3 separate regions of the Homo sapiens genome follow, and regions 2 and 3 are each linked to region 1. Evidence: read pairs that join two places in POLR2A ChIA-PET (ENCODE). Cell type or tissue: K562. All regions are shown on one strand.

The links. ChIA-PET counts read pairs that join two places held together with the same protein. Peaks named below come from ENCODE experiments on the same cell type or tissue, not always from the same donor. Only the 100,000 strongest peaks of a DNase experiment are listed, where the experiment ranks them.
Region 2: POLR2A ChIA-PET joins it to region 1 with 7 read pairs; 5 of 35 experiments call an interaction of 5 or more read pairs at or near these places.
Region 3: POLR2A ChIA-PET joins it to region 1 with 5 read pairs; 2 of 35 experiments call an interaction of 5 or more read pairs at or near these places.

The regions. Positions count from the first base shown.
Region 1 is chr5:176,968,325-176,973,324 of GRCh38, forward strand. UIMC1 (ubiquitin interaction motif containing 1) reads right to left here. Exons shown (of 15, transcript NM_001199298.2): 4 at 2,418-2,542; 5 at 1,277-1,382; 6 at 231-967. Among named protein-coding and RNA genes, the nearest start is that of UIMC1, 36 kb to the right of the region's middle. In K562, no CTCF peak of the experiment used is centred here; a DNase peak (open chromatin) is centred at 2,117.
Region 2 is chr5:177,044,165-177,049,164 of GRCh38, forward strand. It overlaps ZNF346 (zinc finger protein 346), which reads left to right. Exons shown (of 7, transcript NM_012279.4): 4 at 225-369. Among named protein-coding and RNA genes, the nearest start is that of ZNF346, 24 kb to the left of the region's middle. In K562, no CTCF peak of the experiment used is centred here; no DNase peak of the experiment used is centred here.
Region 3 is chr5:177,248,017-177,253,016 of GRCh38, forward strand. It overlaps NSD1 (nuclear receptor binding SET domain protein 1), which reads left to right. Exons shown (of 23, transcript NM_022455.5): 11 at 165-308; 12 at 3,714-3,837. Among named protein-coding and RNA genes, the nearest start is that of RAB24, 53 kb to the right of the region's middle. In K562, no CTCF peak of the experiment used is centred here; no DNase peak of the experiment used is centred here.

The sequences.
Region 1 (5,000 bases):
ATTGCGCCATTGCACTCCAGCCTGGGAGACAGAGCGAGACTCCAACTCAAAAAAAAAAAAATGGTAGTTTTTTTCTTCTTTATACTCTCCTGTACTTTCCTAATTTTCTATAGTGAACATGTATTACTTTAATAATCAAGGAGGGGAAGACCACAAAAATAACAGCTAAAATAATCCTTGTTTTAATCTGTGAATAAATCATCCTTAATTACAGCATCACTGACCCTTACCTGACCATGACTGGTTGTTGGTTCTTCCTCCAACAAAAGTTTCTCTTTCAAGCTTTTAATTGAGCTTTCCTGGAAATCCTTGGTTTTTGAGTGCCAGTCAGATGCCCTAGACTCCTGCCTCTCCTCTTTGTCTTCATCTCCCATATCTTCTGAGATGCATTCATTTTTCTCACTAGCCTGCTCTCCTTGGCCACATTCATTCTGGATCAGAGAAGGAGGTCTAGGTAACACTGGTTCCCCAAAACCTTTTTTATTAAGGAGCTGCCTCTGAGCCATTTTCAGGCTCTTTTGATAAACCTCCAACTGGCAGAGAATGACCTTGGTATACTGGTTAGGGTCTACTCCATCAGGGCAGAATGGAATACCCCAGAAATAGTTCACAGTGCCCCCAGTGTCCTGGAGACCTTTGGCATCTGCTAGGGTAGGTAGACAGTGCCTAGATGTGTCCCCGCTACCCTGGACAGCTTTGAGAAAAGCAGAACCCCTCCCAGTACTTTCCTGTGGCTTCCCACACTGTGTGTGCTCAGCCGAGTGGCCAGTACATCTGTCAAAAGATTTAACGTTCACATTCTCAAACACTGGCTGGCTTGACTGGTCCCAGCTTCCTGAGCTGCCAGAGACCGGCTCCTCTTCAGTTTTTTCAGTGTGGTCCCAAGGCTCCTCTCTTTCCTCAGCCTCGTTTCCCTGACTGATATGTGAGCCTTTAAACAGTGATGGAGGTACCAGCTGCCATATGCCTGTAGGTATTTGAGAAAAAGTAGGGCTAAGGACAAACTTTTTTATTAAGAGGGCTTGGTAAGTTATCACTTACCAAGAATTACATAATATGGGTAAGAAAGGCTCTTCTTTGGGTTTAACCAAATGTTGGTTTTTCCTTGGAGATAAAAGTATGCCGGATATTCTTATGATCTCAACTACTTCCTGATTTAACTTCTTTATTATCACCAAAAGGATCTGGGGTATTTCCGTGTATCTACTCTCAGCATGAGATCCCTGTGGTACAGTTATACTTGATGAATGGAAGGAGTCAGAACAGGGAGACATGCCTTCAGTGAGCCCAGAGTCTGTGGTTTTCTCTTGATGGGACTGGGAAGACGGTCCAGTGGCCAGAGGTCGAGATCTGGTAGCGGAAGCATCAGAAGGCCGGCAACTCTGAAACAAGTGATCCCATACCAGACCAGGTTTATTATTAAAATAACTATATATGAAGGGTCACAGGAAGGACAAAATGGGAGGCCACCGTTCATAAGACTTTCTCTTTCTAAAATGTAAATGGCTCAATTTAATTTCACAGCATATGCTGAATGTCTATGTGCAAAGTGTTGTACTAGATCACTATACTAAACCCTTTTTTAAAACAGGGAGGCAAATGGCATAAAAAGATGGTTCAGGACCTGCCACTGGCAAGTATCCTTCACATTTAAAATCATTTCAGGCTGGGCGAGGTGGCTAATGCTTGTAATCCCAGCACTTTGGGAGGCTGAGGCAGGCAGATCACCTGAGGTCAGGAGTTCCAGACCAGCCTGGCCAACATGGTGAAACCCAGTCTCTACTGAAAATACAAAAAATTAGCTGGGTGTGGTGGTGGGGGCTTATAATCCCAGCTACTTGGGAGGCTAAGGCAGGAGAATTGCTTGAACCCAGGAGGCGGAGTTTGCAGTGAGCCAAGATTGTGCCACTGCACTCCAGCCTGGGCAATGGAGTGAGACTCCATCTCAAAAAAAAAAAAAAAAAAAAAAAATTCAGTTGTGCATATTCAAATGACAATTTAACTTTATTTCATTATTTTTTTAAAACTGCCCATTCTTTCTTCCCATAATCCACCTCTAGTTCTCATTCCCTTTGCTCTCCCACAATACTAGAGAAGTTAGCATCTTATCTTGCTGCCTTCTGGTTCTTGGTATTCAGTAAGTCTTTTCAGAAGCTGTCAACTTATGATAATTCTTTCAACCATGAACTAAAAAATCCATGGGGTGGAAGAAAACTCTTTCATATAGAATTAACAAAATACTTTAAATTGGGTTAACCAACAATTCAACACAGACTTTAAAAAATTACTATGGGAATTTTTGTTAGGTGAAAACCCTATAAATGACTACAGCTAGTTCCTAATGCAACTACAACACCACAGAAGTCAAAAATATAGCTGATCAATCTCCACAAACTTTTGCAACATGGCATATTTACATTCAGGCTTTCAGCAATGGCTTTCCTCAAGAGCTCCTCTTCTTCCTCCTCCTGGCTGTTCACCTCCCTAGCTTCCTGCTCACTCATTTTGAGAGCCAGAGCAAACTGTTCTTCTTCTGTCATCTCTGTAAGAGGATAGGGAAAAGAGAAGGAGGAACACCACAAACACTGAATAATCATGGAGGCAAGAAAGAGAATTATTAAACTTTTCAACTGAAGACACTACCAGACCACTTAGTACAATTTTATAATCTTGTAAATGAGGAAAACCCCAGAAGGAAAGGTGTTGGCCAAGATAATTAGCAGCAGTTACAACAAGAATCTTGGGTTAACTAGGCTGTAAGCTCCCATGAAGGCAGAGTTTTTACCTACACTGTTCACTGTTATACCTCCAGCACATAAAAAAGTGCAGGGCACATGGTACGTAATAAATATCTGCTAAATGAATAAACAGAGGAATTAATGCCCACTCTAGAGCTTTTTGCTAAATACCGCAACGCTTTATGCTCAACATTTAGCCAGAACAATTTTACTCTTCAGAATCCTCTGATTTACCCAGTAGAAAAGAACATCCCTAGTGACAAGAATGTGGTCTCCAGACACCATTTTTCATTTAAAAGGAACCGGGGTACACTGAAGAAATGGCTGGGTCCCAAGTCCAAAGCATGAAATGAACAAGATGAGCTAGAATATTTGTCACTGTATTAGACACTACTAGACACTATTAAGCAAAGACTCTATTAGACACTACTAGAGTCATATCGAAAGAACTTAGGAGCCAATTAAATAAAGTCCTCACTGGCCAAAAATGGAACCGAAGCATCAATAAAGATAATGAATGCAATGCTTTAAATCACATCAAATATATTTAAATCTGTAAGTTAAGGCCAGGCGTGGTGGCTCACGCCTGTAATCCCACCACTGTGGGAGGCCAAGGTGGGAGGATCATGTGAGGTCAGGAATTCGAGACCATCACGGACAACATGGTGAAACCCTGTCTCTACTAAAAACACAAAAATTAGCCAGGCATGGTGGTGGGTGCCTGTAATCCCAGCTACTTGGGAAGCTGAGGGAGGAGAATCACTTGAACCCGGGAGGCGGAGGTTGCAATGAGCTGAAACCATGCCATTGCACTCCACCCTAGGTGACAAAAGCAAGACTCCATCTCAAAAAAACCAAAAACAAAAACAACTGTAAGTTCATACTAATATTTTTTAAAAATACATAGACTAACCAGTCACTGTTGAAGAATGTCAGTGAATCCACTATTTGAAAACTGATAAAATAATAGAATTGCTTTTATCCTACTTTTTCTACACAAGCTATACTACTGGGTAACCAAGCAAATTAAAAGCTCCTCTTTATAGAATTATTACAGGCCAGGCGCGGTGGCTCACGCCTGTAATCCCAGCACTTTGGGAGGCCAAGGTAGGCGGATCATGAGATCAGGAGATCGAGACCATCCTGGCTAACACGGTGAAACCCCGTCTCTACTAAAAAAATACAAAAAATCAGCCAGGCATGGTGGTGAGCGCCTATAGTCCCAGCTACTCACGAGGCTGAGGCAGGAGAATGGCGTGAACCCTGAAGGCAGAGCTTGCAGTGAGCAGAGATGCGCCACTGCACTCCAGCCTAGGCAACAGAGTGAGACTCCGTCTCAAAAAAAAAAAAAAATCAATTCTACAAAAAGGTCAATAAAATGCATAAACCTCGGCCAGGAGCGGTGACTCATGCCTGTAATCCCAGCACTTTGGGAGGCCAAGCCAGGCAGATCACCTGAGGTCAGGAGTTTGAGACCAGCCTGGCCTACATGGTGAAACCTCATCTCTACTAAAAATACAAAAATTAGCTGGGCGTGGTGGCAGGCGCCTGTAATCCCAGCTACTCGGGAGGCTGAGGTAGGAGAATCGCTTAAACCCGGGAGGCGGAGGTTGCAGCGAGCCAAGATCACGCAACTGCGCTCTAACCTGGGCGACAGAACAAGACTCCATCTCAAAAAATTAAAAAATTAAAAAATTAAAATGCATAAACCTCTTAACTGCTCAAGAACAAAAACACAACAACAATTAACAATACCGACAATAAAAGAGGAAACAAGATTATAAATTCTACAGTCACTAAAAGAATAAATAAGGGAATACTATGAATGATTTTATACCAGTAAGTCTGGCAACTTCTTTTTTTTTTTTTTTGAAATGGCGTCTCTCTCTGTTGCCCAGGCTGGAGTGCAGTGGCGTGATCTCAGCTCACTGCAACCTCTGCCTCCCAGGTTCAAGCGATACTCCTCCCTCAGCCTCCGAAGTAGTTGGGATTATAGGTGCCTGCCACCAGGCCCGGCTAATTTTTGTATTTTTAGTAGAGACGAGGTTTCACCATGTTGGCCAGGCTGGTCTCAAACTCCTGACCTCAGGTGATCCACCCGCCTCGGCCTCCCAAAGTGCTGGGATCACAGGCATGAGCCACTGGGCATGGCCAAGTCTGGCAACTTCTATCATGCATTCTCAACAAGAGTGATACCATCCCCAAGTGGACAAAAATTGGTTCTTGGAGGCAAAAATAAAATAAAATAAAAATCTTTTTATA
Region 2 (5,000 bases), 76 kb after region 1:
CAGCAGGAATGGCCAAAGCAAAGCAAGGAAGCATCAGAGAATAAAGTGGGGGATGGTGAGTAGAGTCTGGGACAAAGTAGCTGGAGAAGAATCTAGAAAGTAGGTTGGGGTTAATGTGTGAGGGGGGCCATAAATGCCTGTTCTGTTATGGGCAGTGGGGAACCATTGAAGATTTTCTGGTGGGGCAGTGGTATGATCAGACCTGTGTTCTTTCTTCCAACCAGAAGAGCAGCAGAAGCAAAGACAAGAACCAGTGCTGCCCCATCTGTAACATGACCTTTTCCTCCCCTGTCGTGGCCCAGTCGCACTACCTGGGGAAGACCCACGCAAAGAACTTAAAGCTGAAGCAGCAGTCCACTAAGGTGGAAGGTACTGGTTTTCCTGAGTAGTGCTATAGTGGGACCCCTGCCGTCCTCAGGGCACTACTGCCAGGGGCTCACAGAGATCCTCACTGAGGCCACAGACTTGAAGAAGTTGAATTGCTTTTGAGAACCCTTAAAAATCTCCAAGTAGACCCAGCTTCACTGAAATGCAATCTCAGAATTATGCTCACCTAACCTCCCTTTCTTTGGTTATAGGTTTTTCTCTATAGGCTGAGCTTTTGTCCTGACTAATAATTATAACTCAGGAGTGCCAAAGTCCTCCAGGCCACGCATACCATGAGAGCATTCTATCTCCTACCTCTCCCACTAGATTTTTCCATCCCAGCATCCACCTGCCCTTATTACTGCATGTTCCAAGTTGAAAGCTAAATCCTTGTCTTTTTCACATGCTCAGGTTATGGCCTACTCACTTTAATCCTCAAAAGCTGCCTGTTCTCCTCAAGACAGGGACTTGCCTTTCAAAGCTGAATACTTCAGTGCTGCTACTACTGCCCCACAATCTGTAACTGCCATGAATTCATTCCCAGTACAGTGACTTCTGAAATAGCCCCCTTTATCTCGTCACGACTAGGGCTCAGCCCTCACTTTCATCTCATTAACTCCTGACTTTCTGGGGTTTTAACCTCTGCTAATTGCAATTAGTCAAGAGTGAAAGTTCTTTGATGTTTATTTCATTGTTTTCTTGATAATTTTTGCTTCTCTATTTTGGACCAAGAAGTAGACTACACTATTAGTAATACTATTATCCTTTTTGTGTTTACTGACAACTGTGTTTTGGAAGCCTTCAAAGGTAGGGTGAAAAATCACTCATAATTTTTTTTTTTTGAGATGGAGTCTCGCTCTGTTGCCTAGGTTAGAGTGCAGTGGCATGATCTCGGCTCACTGCAAGCTCTACCTCCCAGGTTCATGCCATTCTTCAGCCTCAGCCTCCCAAGTAGCTGGGACTACAGGTGCCCACCACCATGCCCAGCTAATTTTTTTGTATTTTTTAGTAGAAACGGGGTTTCACTGTGTTAGCCAGGATGGTCTCAAACTCCTGACCTCGTGATCCACCTGCCTCGGCCTCCCAAAGTGTTAGGAATACAGGCATAAGCCACCACGCCGGCCAAAACCTTTTTTTTTAAATAGAGATGGCTTCTCACTATATTGCTCAGGCTGGTCTTGAACTCCTGGCCTTAAGTGATACTCCCATCTCAGCTTCCCAGAGTGCTGGGATTACAGGCATGAGCCACCACACCTGGCCACTCATAATTACACCTTTTTATCACACCCACATCTAGTTATTCATGGTATGAAACAGCAGAATGTGGACTTTGAAGTCACAGAGTCCCAGGTTTAAAGCCTGGCACTGTTACTGTTTATATGACTTTTTTGTGTCTGAACTGCCTAACCTATAAAATGATAATAATACTGTCTACTTCATCGGTTGTGAGGATACAATAATGTGTATTAAAAACACAGGACATAGGCCGGGCATGGTGGCTCATGCCTGTTGTAATCCCAGCACTTTGGGAGGCTGAGGTGGGCAGATCACTTGAAGTCAGGAGTTCAAGACCAGCCTGGTCAACACGGTGAAACCCAATCTCTACTAAAAATAACAAAAATTAGCTGGGTGTGGTGGCACGAGCCTGTAGTCCCAGCTTCTTGGGAGACTGAGGCAAGAGAATCGCTTGAACCCGGGAGCTGGAGGTTGCAGTGAGCTGAGATCGCACCATTGTACACCAGCCTGGGGGACAGAGCAAGACCTCGTCTCAAAAAAAAAAAAAAAAAAACCAATTTTATAAGGTCACAGACTTCTCTTCCCACAAATGGGAAAATTCTCTGCATTATGCCTTGTCCCTGAAATTTCATACTCGAGATTATTTTCCATATTCACTTTCAGCTTTTGCCACATACTTTGTTTTTATATAGTTGTGATCATAATGCAGGTACCCTTTATATCCCGCTTTTACTTTTCATTTAATTTTACAGCTTAAGCACATTTCCATGTTATTACACAACTTTATAACTATATTTCTGAAATTAAACACTTTTTAATGTAAAGTAATATAATCATGTTGTAAGAGATAAGGAAAACATGGATAAATGGAAAGAAAAGTTACCCATAATTTTACCATTCACAGATAAACACTGTTAACATTTTGGTTTCTCCTATAATCTGTTTCTCCTATAATCTTATTGTTATATGTATCTTTGTATATCTGTGTGTATATTCGTTTTGTGTATATCTAGGTTAACTCCGTGTATATGTGCATATAAACATAGACTACTTTAAATAACTTTCATGTTTTTATAAAAACAATGCATACTCATTATGAATAATTCCACTTCAAACAATTGCAAAAGATACAAAGAAGAAAGTAAAATATCACCTAAATCCTACACCAAGAGAGAAATACTGTTAATATGTTGGTGATGTTTTAAAATACCAGTATGCACATATGGATTACACGTGTGGGGTTTTTAAAATTTTTTTATTTATTTTTATTTATTTATTTATTTATTTATTTATTTATTTTGAGATGAAGTCTTGCTCTGTCACCCAGGCTGGAGTGCAGTGGCACGATCTCGGCTCACTGCAACCTCCGCCTCCTGGGTTCAAGCGATTCTTCTGCCTCAGCCTCCCAAGTAGCTGGGACTACAGGCGCGTGCCACCGCGCCTGGCCAATTTTTGTGTTTTTATTAGAGACGGGGTTTCACTATGTTGCCCAGGCTGGTCTTGAACTCCTGGCCTCAAACAATGATCTTACCGTATGGTATGTACAATTGCCTTTTTTGTTTGTTTGTTTTTTGTTTTTTTTTTTTTTTGAGATGGAGTCTCCCTCTTTTGCCCAAGCTGGAGTGAAATGGCGCAATCTCAGCTCACTGCAACCTCTGCCCCACCAGGTTCAAGCAATTCTCCTGCTTCCACCTGCTGAATAGCTGGGATTACAGGTGCCCACCACCATACCCGGCTAATGTTGTTTTTTTGTTTTTTTGAGATGGAGTTTTGCTGTCGCCTAGACTGGAGTGCAGTGGTGCAACCTTGACTCACTGCAACCTCCACCCTCTGGGTTCAAGCAATTCTCTTGACTCAGCCTCCTGAGTAGCTGGGACTACCGGCACCTGCCACCACGCCCAGTTAATTTTTGCATTTTTAATAGAGACAGGGTTTCAACATATTGCTCAGGCTGGTCTTGAATTCCTGACCTCAGGTGATCCACCCACCTCAGCCTCCCAAAGTTCTGGGATTACAGACATGAGCCACCGTGCCCTGCCTAATTTTTGTATTACTAGCGATGGGGTTTCGGCATGTTGGCCAGGCAGATCTCTAACTCCTGATCTCAGGTGATTCACCCGCTTCTGCCTCCCAAAGTGCTAGGATTACAGACATGAGCCACCGCACCTGGCCATACAATTGCCTTCTATATGTTTTTTATTTAATATGACATTTGTATTTCCCCATGTTATTAAAAAATTCTTTATAAGCATTTTTAGTGACTGCATCGTACTACATTTAATATTCGTCTAATGCTGAACATTTAATCTCCCCACCCCCCACTTTTTGGTGTTACAGATAACACTACAGTGAACATCTCTGTAGAACACTTTATTACATTTCAGGTTATTTTCTGAGAACAGACTCTATATCCCTCATTTTATTGGATGCGCATTAAATGGTTCTAGACTTACTTACACTTTCACTTCTGATGCTTCTGTTCAGTATCTCAAAGAATGACCGTTCTCTCTTAACAACCATTATACCTCTTTTCTGATGTTAAAAATCTACATTCATTACAGAAAAGTTGGAAAATAGTAGGCCGGGTGCTCACGCCTGTAATTCCAGCACTTTGGGAGGCTGAGGCGGGTGGATCACCTGAGGTCAGGAGTTTGAGACCAGCCTGACCAACATGGAGAAACCCCATCTCTACTAAAAATACAAAATTAGCTGGGCATGGTGGCGTATGCCTGTAATCCCATCTACTTCGGAGACTGAAGCAGGAGAATCGCTTGAACCCCAGAGGCAGAGGTTGCAGTGAGTCAAGATCGTGCCATTGCACTCCAGCCTGGGCAACAAGAGCAAAACTCCATCTCAAAAAGAAAAAAAAGAAAGGAAAAGTCGGAAAATAGTGAAACACACTCTACTCTCTGTGCTTTTGATCTTTTTTCCATGCTGTCACCTATGCGTTTGTTGTTGTTCTATAAAATTGAGGACATAAGAAGCAGATTGATGTGTAACTTGTTTTTTTCTTTTTTTTTCTTTTTTTTTTTTTTTGAGACAGAATTTCACTCTTTTCGCTCAGAGTGGAGTGCAATGGCGCAATCTCAGCTTACTGCAGCCTCCGCCCACCTGTTCAAGCAGTTCTCCTGCCTCAGCCTCCTGAGTAGCTGGGATTACAGGCATGCACTACCACACCCAGCTAATTTTGTATTTTTTTAGTAGAGACTGAGTTTCACCATGTTGGCCAGGCTGGTCTCAGAACTCCTGAGTCAGATTATCTGCCTGCCTCAACCTCCCAAAGTGCTGGGATTACAGGCACAAGCCATTGCGCCTGGCCTGTAACTTGCTTTTTTTACACTCAACACCACAAACAGAATATTTTCTCATATTATAAAATATTCTACAACATGTACATT
Region 3 (5,000 bases), 280 kb after region 1:
CAATCACAGCAGGGTTAGAACTAACATTGCATGCAGTCCGCCCGAGTGATTGGCTGAACATCTGTAAGTGCTTAATGGCTAGACAAATAGCAGCCCAGAGGGAGGGGGTCAAATGGAAGAGACATCAATAATACAGATGTGGGACATTATTTTTTCTTTGCAAGGGAGAACTAATGCCTCACAGGACGGCCACAAGCCCCAAGGAGACTGTTGAGGAAGGTGTAGAACACGATCCCGGGATGCCTGCCTCTAAAAAAATGCAGGGTGAACGCGGTGGAGGAGCTGCACTCAAGGAGAATGTCTGTCAGGTAGAGAAATGTTTGCCCACTTGTGTTTTCATTGCATGTTCATCTTTAAAGGGAAACCCACTCCATCTCTTTATGATGGTTTCTTGGTAGAATAACAATGCTTTTGGATGATTCCAGTGGAGTCACTTTCTTTAAGGATTTGACCCCTTTTTTTCTCCCCACAAAGAAAGATACTTGGAGAAATAGTTTAGTGTTGGTGAACCACGTGCCCTTAAGGCCCATGAAGGAATATATGCCGCGAAACAAGTCTGAGATGGAATATGTGAATCTCTGGTTGCTTATTCAAATATAATTCTCCAGTACTTCTCATGGTGTCACAATCTTTGGGTTTGTAAGAAACTTTTCAAGGGTAATTTTAGCTTTGAGATGTTTTTCCTTTAATGTGGTGACTTTAGAAAGCCTACCACCTATATTGTTTTATTTATTTAATAAATATTTGTAGAGTATTTACTATGTATGAAGTATTGTTCCAAGCACTTTATAAATATTACATTATTTAGTCATCCTAATAATCTCATAAGTAGAGTTCTATGATTATTCCCATTTTGCAGATGAGGAAACTAAATTACAGAGAGGATAAATAGCTTGTTTATATTCATGAGAGAAGCCTGGATTTAAACTTCGGCAGTCTGGATTTAGAGTCTCCCTCTCCGTTTTTCTAACCTTTAAGCTCCGTTGGACTTGGTTGGTTTAGAGTCTTAACCATTTTGTTGGATTGCCTCTCTGTGAGATAGGGGATTCCACTTTATTGTTAGAGACTTGAAGTCTTTGTGAGTAGAGTCAATGACCATTTGAATATATATATTTTTAATGGTCTTGATTTACCTATGTAATTCTTAAAATTTAGTATATACAAACTTGAAGTTAGGCAATGCGCAGTGGCTCATACCTACAATCACAGTGCTTCTGGAAGCTGAGGCAGCAGGATTGCTTGAGGCCAGGAGTTCTAGACCAGTCTGGGCAGCACAGCGAGACCCCTGTCTCTATTTTTAAAAAATTTGTCTTTTTTTTAAATTAGCCAGCTGTAGTGGCTCATACCTGTAGCCCAACAGGTCAAGATTACAGACTTGTCTTTTAAATAAACAAAAAACTTGAGGATGTTAGTTTTTCTTTTTTCTTTTTTATTAATTAATTATTTATTTATTTATTTATTTATTTTTGAGACGAAGTCTCGCTCTGTCGGCCAGGCTGCAGTGCAGTGGCGCGATCTCTGCTCACTGCAAGCTCCGCCTCCTGGGTTCACGCCATTCTCCTGCCTCAGCCTCCCATTCTCCTGCCTCAGCCTCCTGAGTACCGGGACTATAGGCACCCGCCACCATGTCCAGCTAATTTTTTGTATTTTTTGGTAGAGATGGGGTTTCACCGTGTTGGCGAGGATGGTCTCGATCTCCTGACCTCGTGATCTGCCCGCCTCGGCCTCCCAAAGTGCTGGGATTACAGGCGTGAGCCACCACGCCCGGCCAGTTCTTCTTTTTTAAATTGAAACCATAGGCCAAGCACAGCACTAATCTCAGCACTTTGTGAGGCTGAGGTGGGTGGATCATTTGAGCCCAGGAATTTGAGACCAGCCAGGCAACATGGTAAAACCCTGTCTCTGCCAAAAATACAAAAATTAGCCAGGCATGACAGTTCGTGCCTGTAATTCCCCTGCTGGGGAGGCTGAGGTCATTGGATCACCTGAAGCTGGGGAGGTAGAGGCTTTAGTGAGCCATGGTCATGCCACTGCACTCCCACCTGGGTGACTGAGACCCTATCTCACAAATAATAAATAGTAATAGATAAATAAGTTGAGATCTCTAAAAAAGTAAACTCAGACCAGAAAATGTTATTGTGGCCAATATAATTTCAATCCAGTTTCTTTGCCTATTATCTTCACTATTACATTCTTGGACCAGATCCCAAACAACAGTCTTAATCCTCAAAAACAGTTATGCCCATTATTTACTTAGTGAGACAAGTCAGAGTGTAAATACATTTTACAAAGATCATTTAATGAAAAGGTTAAAGGTAAGGTGACCCTGTGGTCCTGGCTTGTCTGGATCAGTCTTTGTGTAGGTCCCTTGTGCTGTCACAATTTATTAATAGCACTTCTTTTCACTCTCAGGTGTCCCGGTTTGAAAGATAAATTACGTGGTTATCCCAGTTGAATAATTAGTCTATAACATTTAGTTAATGCAAAAACTTTATTTCTAATTCACGTTGTAATTAACGTTTTCCTATTTAAGTGCTGAAGGTCAGTTTTTTTTTTTTTTTACCATATATAGAAACGTTATTGGCACTCTGAATATGCAAAGTACAATATATAGTGCTATTTTTCAGTTTTTATATGTGAATAGTAGATAATGGGGAGTCAGACATTTGAGGATATCTCAGACTATAGGTTGATAAAGTCCCTGAGTTCCCCTATCAATTCCAGGCTACCTCTCTAACCTTTCTCCCTAAAGCTGTCCTGTTTTTTATTTAAGCTTTGATTCTTAAGTGATCAAGACCTATTCTGTTTCTATGAGTTCTTGAAGCTAAAACTTACTTAGTCACCTTTCCCCTTGTTTGCTTTTCATAGTAGTACAAGGCTTTAAAAATATTTGGGCTGGGTGCGGTGGCTCACACCTGTAATCCCAGCACTTTGGGAGGCCAAGGTGGGTGGATCATGAGGTGAGGAGTTTGAGACCAGCCTGGCCAACGTGGTGAAACCCCATCTCTACTAGAAATACAAAAATTAGCTGGGCATGGTGGCGCATGCCTGTAATCCCAGCTACTCGGGAGGCTGAGGCAGGAGAATCACTTGAACCCGGGTGGCAGAGGTGGCAGTGAGCCAAGATTGCGCCATTGTACTCCATCCTGGGCGACAGAGCAAGACTTCCTCTCAAAAAAAAAAAAAAATTGATAAATCTTACAATGTTTTATAGTGACAGATGCCCATTGTTATTTCCTAAGCGCCTGTCTTAAGTGAGGCCCTATCTTAGCTGAGATTATTTCAGAAAAGTGATCTCTCTCTGGGATGGTTGTAGGTATGTCCCAAAAGGGCTGTTTAGACCTTGGTGGGAGCTCTTTTGGAACTTTATGATCCAACTCTAGCTAGCCAGTGTCTGTTGCTTGAACCATTCAGTAGCTTTCTGGTTTATCTCTATGCTCTTTTCTGACCTTTCTACTCTTGAACTCGTTTTCCATGTAGCAGTCAGAACAGTCTTTTTAAAAATGAATACCTGATTTTAGCTTTCCTTTGTTAAAGCTCTCCAATGGTACACCTTTGTAACTAGACTAAAATCTACAACTACGGGCCCTTGCCTCTTTCTCACCTCCTTTTCTGCCACTTTTAACCTTTGTTTACTTTAACCCACTGACACTGGTTTTACTCTTGATTCTCAAACATGGAAAAACAGATAGATGTTTTCTTTCTCTTAACAGAATTGTGAAAAATTGGGTGAGCTGCTGTTATGTGAGGCTCAGTGCTGTGGGGCTTTCCACCTGGAGTGCCTTGGATTGACTGAGATGCCAAGAGGAAAATTTATCTGCAATGAATGTCGCACAGGTAAAGTAGATATCGAACGGTCTTCCTCCAAAGAAAGTTTGAATTTTAAGTTTTTCAGGAAAGACATTTATTGGAGACACTATTTTGTGGCAACACTGGGCTAGTTGTTACAGATATAGAAATGGTGCTGTGGGGTCACTGCTTTCAGAAAAGCTACCAAGTGAATAATAAATGGGTAGCATAATACAGTGCAAAAAGCATTGTGTTGGTGATACATTTAGAATGTAATGTAAGCAAAGATGAGCTGATGCCATAGAGGAAGATATCTGTGTTTAGCTTTAAGAGAGAAAGAGAAATTGATGTCGGGAGGGGAAGTGCAGAAGGTCTAGTAATGAAAGCGTGTAAAACATTTGGGGAATATGGAATACAGGCCAATGTGTTTATAGAGTTTAGGATATTTTAGGTAAAAGGCATAGGCAGTAACTAAGAGGGCTTCTTGGTTACTGGTAATATTTTATATTTCTTAATCTGCGTAGTGATTACATGAGCATGTTTACTTCATCAACTATACTCTTAGGATGCGTGTACTTTATGGTGTGTACATTATACATCGATAAAAATATTTACCAAAAAAGTAAAAAGATTATTTGCGGGTTATAATGCTTAGATTGGGTTAGAAAATAGGAATAGTCAGCTGAGACCAGCTGGTAAAGCACTTCATAAAGCTGCGCTAAAGTAAAGTGTTCTTTTTTTTTTTTTTTTTTTTTTTTTTTTTTAATAAGAGATGAGGTCTTGTTGTCCAGGTTTGAGTACAGTGGCGTGATCATAGCTCATTGTAGTCTTGAGCTCCTGGGCTCAAGCAATCCTCCCAACTCAGCTTCCCAAGTAGCTGGGACTGCAACCACTTGCCACCATGCGTGGGCAATTTTTTTTATTTTTTGTTGAGAAAGGGGGTCTTACTATGTTGCCCAGGCTGGAAAGTGTTCTCTCGCTCTCTCTCTCCCTTTTTTTTTTTTTTTTCTTAGCATGATGTGTAGATGTTACAGCATGTAAACAGTGAAGAAATCAGGGCTGAGGTATAGATCTTATGCCTGTAAGTCATTGAAGCTGCACATCTGGATGATACTTCCCAAAGAAAAAGTGTCATTAGGGTAGGATAATGGTCAGTGACACTACCTGGGCGTATATGCTCTTATAACGAGTTACTGGAAGGAGAGGAGGAG